2 separate regions of the Homo sapiens genome follow, and region 1 is linked to region 2. A link is an interaction called in ENCODE POLR2A ChIA-PET data of the cell type or tissue named here. Cell type or tissue: PC-9. All regions are shown on one strand.

Region 1 (2,500 bases), 380 kb before region 2:
GACCCATTGGATCCTGGGCTGGGAGCCAGAGGGCCTTAAAGGGCCTCTGAGTGGGCCAAGTGGAAGCTAAAAATACTCTGGGGGGGTGAAGCGGGGGCTCACTCTGGAATCTCTGAGGAGGGAGGGGCCTGGGATGTAGGGCTGGGATTAGGGCACTGGCCCTGCCCTGCCCTCTATCAGTAGGCATAAGGCTGGTTCCAGGCAACAGGCAGGAGGGTATTGGTGGTAAGGGGAAGTATTTCAATCTGATTGACATGCGTGCCCAGCTCTGCCTGCTCAGTACCTTGGGAAGTTCAGAGGAGGGAGTCCCTTAGCCCCTTCCTGGCTGAGTTGAGGGGGCTGGGAGGGCATGGAGACCCTTTTGCTCAGCTGCCTCCTGTATGACAACATGGGCAGGGCAGCAGCAGCAACAAGGGGGCAACACTTCCATTACAGGCGTGCCCAAGGCCCGGCCTCCCACTGAGGCCCGGACCCCTTAGTGTCACTGTAGAAAATTCCCAACCTCCACCTCCAGCCAGATCTGAGCCCCCGCTGTAGAGTGACTCTAGCTGCCAGCGCTCCCACCCTGACCCCAGTGATCACCTGGTATCCTCAAGCCATGGAAGTCTTCCTATGTCTCCCTGCTGATCTCTCTAAACCACCAAAGGAGTCTCTTCTTTTCCCTCTGCTCCAGGTTCCCTAACATGCCAGGGCAGAAATTCCTGGGTCCAGCCAGGCACGGTGGCTCACGCTTGTAATCCCAGTAACTTGGGAGGCCGAGGCGGGTGGATCACCTGAGGTCAGGAGTTCGACATCAGCCTGGCCAATATGGCGAAACCCCATCTCTAGTACAAATACAAAAATTAGCTGGGCGTGGTGGTGCATGCCTGTAATCCCAGCTACTTGGGAGGCTGAGTCAGGAGAATCACTTGCACCCGGGAGGCGGAGGTGGCAGTGAGCCGAGGTTGTGCCACTGCACTCCAGCCTGGGTGACAGAGCAAGACCCTGTCTCAAAAAAAAAAAAAAAAAGAAAGAAAAAAAGAAATTCCTGGGTCCCTGGAGGGAGGGCTGGAGGCATGCTAGACCAGTCCTGATGCCACAACAAATCGGAACAACAATGCTCACATTAGCTATGGCTTCATATCAGAACACCTTTTTGTAGAATAGACCTATTTGTTCCTCTAGCAACCCTGGAGGTCAGCAGGAGAGGGGCTGCCCCCATTTTACAGATGGGGCACTCAGGGCTCAGAGAAGGAAAGGAAATTGCCCCTTCAGGCAGAACAAACCCTAGACCCAGGTCCGTGGGTTCTCAGGCTGAGATGCTCCTTTCCCGCAGGCTGTGGGTCCCTTCTCTCATCTGTCAGGCACGCCAGAGAGCGGATGTCCATGGGTGGTCAGGCAGTGGACTCATCGAGGCCTTCCCAGCCCAGAGAGAAGTGACTCTCCAGGCCTGGCTGCCACCCTGGCCCCCTGCCAGCCTCCCTGGCCAGGAAGCTTCACCCCTTCTCCCAGGAACACTTCCCCAGGGTGAGGTCTGAGCTGTTGTCTTGAAGTATAGGCAAGGTCCCACCCCCTTCCCAGCACCCGCAGGCAGTACATTCCTGACTCCCAGTGGGTGGAGATACCCCAGGCCCTGGCATGCCCAGGCCCTGCACTGCCCTGCCCTGCCCAGCCCACTCCCTGTAGCCCACACTCACAGGTCCCAGGCAGAAGCTACAGGCGTGGCTGTTGCTTGGCACTTCCAGACTGGCAGGAGGCCCAGAGCCCAAGTTCTGAGCTGGGAGCTGTAGAGTGATAGAGTTGCTGGGGCCAAATGGTGGGGCACCTGGGAGGTGCCTGCCACCCGAGAAGGCCAGGGCCATCAGGATTGAGCAGGGGCTCCTGGCAGAACATTTAGAGGCTGCAGGGAGGTGATGTGGGGAGAAAATCTGCTAAAACTGAGTTCTCAAACTGGGGTGCACCAGATTCCACCAGATGGTGTGTTGTGGGCAGAGGAATCTACCTTTTTAACAAAGATCCCCGGGGTTTCTGATGGCCCAAGGCTTGTCCTCTAAGATGGCATTTCAGGGCCAACCCCTGCCTCTTTCTGCTCCAGCCACCCCTCTGGTATGGGACGGGTTGCCAGGGTCCTAAGCATCCTTGCAGGAACTTGCTGTCTGCATCCCCAAAGATGGATTCTGGGCAGGCTGGGAGCAAGGCAAGAGCCCTTTCCCTCCCCACCTGCTGCCCACCCACTGGGAACTCTGCTCTGGGGCCACATTGTCCAAAGTGTCAGGTACTTATCCCAACCCCTACCTGTGTGCCTGTCTTAAGGTAACTGGGGAAGGATGTTGGACATCACCCAGGTCGCTTAGGGGCCCAGGTCTCCAAGATCTGAGTCTCCACATGGCTTCAGGAGGAAAAACCCAGCGTTCTGACAACCCAGTCCCCTAAGTTCTCCCCTCTGAACCCCCAGAATTTGAACTCTCTGCCAGGATTCCTCATCTTGCTCTCTTCTGGTCTACCTTCATCTCAAAGGCCA
Region 2 (2,500 bases):
CTCCTGGGCACAAGCAGTCTTCCCACTTTGACCTCCCAAAGTGCTGGGATCACAGGCATGAGCCACCGTGTCCAGCATTATTATGCTTTTATAATTTCAGCAAAAATAGTATCATAGTTCTTTTCTTCTTTCATACAGTAGTATGTGTGTTACAGATCTATTCATCTCAGATGGACATAAGTTGAGACCTGTAGATCTAAGTTATTGGTTTTACCTGCTGTATAGCAGTCCATGCTATTACTATATCTCTAGCAGTGAAATTGCTGTGCTGAAGAGTTCTTTTTTAGGTATTGCCCTGGCGAGACTGTGCTACTGTGACCACCAGCAGCAACCAAGTTTTGCTATTTTCCCACATCCTTGCAAATATTTAGCATTGCTGGACTTTAAAGTGTTTGCTGCTGGGCTCAGTGGCACGACCCTGTAGTCCTAACTACTTTGGAAGCTGAGGTGGAAGGATCACTTGAGGCCAGGAGTTTGAGGCCAGCCTGGGCAACATAGACACTATTGCTAAAAAAAAGAGTTTGCCGCTCTGGTGGGGGTGAAAGAGTATCTCGTTGTGGTTTTAATTTATACTTCCCTGATTACCAGTGAGATTGGGCATCTTTTAAAATGTTTATTGGTAATGTCTCCTGTGTCTGTTCTGTTCCTATTCATTGCCCATTTATTGTGTGAGATTATTTGTCCTTATTGATTTGTGTTTTTTAAAACACAGGCTAAATATTAATCCTTTGTCTCATATATAAAATGAAATTTATAAATCCAGGCTGTTGCTTGTCTTTTAGCCTTGTTGATGATGTATGTTTCTCTGTGGACCTAGGGACCAGCCTCCCATGGGGGGTAAGGAGCAGAGGCCAGTCCATGGCTTGGAACAAAACAGGATATTGCTTTCAATTTAATTTTGAAAGCCTCACTGGTGGCTAGCTAGTATGGCACCCTCCCCAGGAAGCAGGGGGTGGCCTCAGCATGGGGACTGTTCCTGCAGTCTCTGGGCCCCTCACAAATCAAGGTTCTGAGTCCTTCATCCTCCCTCCCCAGTGGCTTCTGAAGAGGCCTTGCCCAGGGCCTGAGGCATTTCCACCCCCCGACAGGGGCAGGGTCCACCTGTAAACCTCTGGCCCAGGTTCCAAGAACCTCTACCCAGCAGGTAATATGTAACAGGAGGCAAAACAAACAGCTTCTCCTCTTATGTTCTCCATGGCAGACCTGTTTGCCCAGGCATTTGCAATCCTCCCTGCCAACTGTGGCTCCCTCAGAGCCCAGCTCTGCCTGTGGTCTCTACATGACCATGTCAGAACTGTGCAATCCTTTGTGCCCAGTGACCTCTAGCCCCCGACTTTAGTTGCCAGCCCTGAGTGTCACAGAATGCCACAGCTATTTCACCTGCATTGCCCTGAACCAGCTGGCTCGTGTTTTCTGTCCAGTTCCTGCTGGTAGGCAAGGCTGGGCTGGGCAGGGCTAATGCTGGGGCAGAAGGCTTTCCAGGTGGGTCCGACCAGGTGGCTGCACAGGTAGGGTGCAGAGCCACTATGGGTTGGTGCCAGGAGAGGTGAGCTGGCTCACAAGAGCAGAACAATGAGAGAAGAGGCAGCAAAGAAAAAGAATCAGATACCACAAGGAGATGGAAAAGTCAGTGTGTGCTCAAGGACTGCCAAGTGGGAGGCCTAGTGGGGGCAGCTGCTGAAGGGGCCATCCCGGGAGGGGCTCCCCATGGACTGGAGGCACTCAGACGGCTCCCCGTCAGCCTGCAGGGCCCCCAGGGCAGGATGTGGATGGGCTGCAGAGTAAAGAGTAGTACTCTTGGAAAAGGGTCCAGATTTGCCACCCATCAGGGTCAGAACCTTAAGAAAATGAACTACTTGCTTCTTCATCCTTAAAAAGAAATGATCTGAGAGTAATGTGAGAATCATATGAGACACCCAGGCTGTGCAGTGGCACGATGTCGGCTCACTGCAGCCTTGATCTCCCCAGGCTCAGGTGATCCTCCCACCTCAGCCTCCCCAGTAGCTGGGACCACAGGTATGCACGACCACACCCAGCTAAATTTTTTTGGTGTTTTTTGTAGGGATGGGGTTTCACCATGTTGCCCAGGCTGGTCTCGAACTCCTGGGCTCAAGGGATCCGCCCACCTTGGCTTCCCAAAGTGGTGAGATTACAGGCGTGAGCCACCATGCCTGGCCTGGCGGTCCTTTTTAAGTCACAGGGCTCTGAAAAGATTCATGTTGTATTGTATTGGGGTCTTGGAAGCCAGGCAGTCCTGGGTTTGAATCCCAGGTTGGCTGTTTACATGCTCTGTGGCTTTGGGTGAGGTGCTGCATTTCTTGGAGCCTCATTCCTTCATCTGTAAAATGGGTATGTATCTTGGTCAGGGAGTGGTTATGAAGATCACAGATCAGGCATGCAGAGTCTTTGAAGAGAGCTGGCATGAGGACACAGCAATAAACATCAGCTCACATTTTTCTGAAATCTGCTTTATCACCTACAGTGTATTAGACATTTTCCA

What was found. ChIA-PET counts read pairs that join two places held together with the same protein. Peaks named below come from ENCODE experiments on the same cell type or tissue, not always from the same donor. Only the 100,000 strongest peaks of a DNase experiment are listed, where the experiment ranks them.
Region 1: POLR2A ChIA-PET joins it to region 2 with 6 read pairs; 1 of 35 experiments calls an interaction of 5 or more read pairs at or near these places.

What each region holds. Positions count from the first base shown.
Region 1 is chr17:50,061,049-50,063,548 of GRCh38, forward strand. All of the region lies in intron 1 of ITGA3 (integrin subunit alpha 3), which reads left to right. Among named protein-coding and RNA genes, the nearest start is that of ITGA3, 6.2 kb to the left of the region's middle. RefSeq lists enhancers at 1,104-1,604, 1,605-2,105. In PC-9, no CTCF peak of the experiment used is centred here; DNase peaks (open chromatin) are centred at 23, 773 and 1,553; H3K4me3 peaks cover 2,226 bases; H3K27ac peaks cover 2,500 bases.
Region 2 is chr17:50,439,298-50,441,797 of GRCh38, forward strand. All of the region lies in intron 1 of ACSF2 (acyl-CoA synthetase family member 2), which reads left to right. Among named protein-coding and RNA genes, the nearest start is that of ACSF2, 14 kb to the left of the region's middle. In PC-9, no CTCF peak of the experiment used is centred here; DNase peaks (open chromatin) are centred at 1,364 and 2,014; H3K4me3 peaks cover 981 bases; H3K27ac peaks cover 2,362 bases.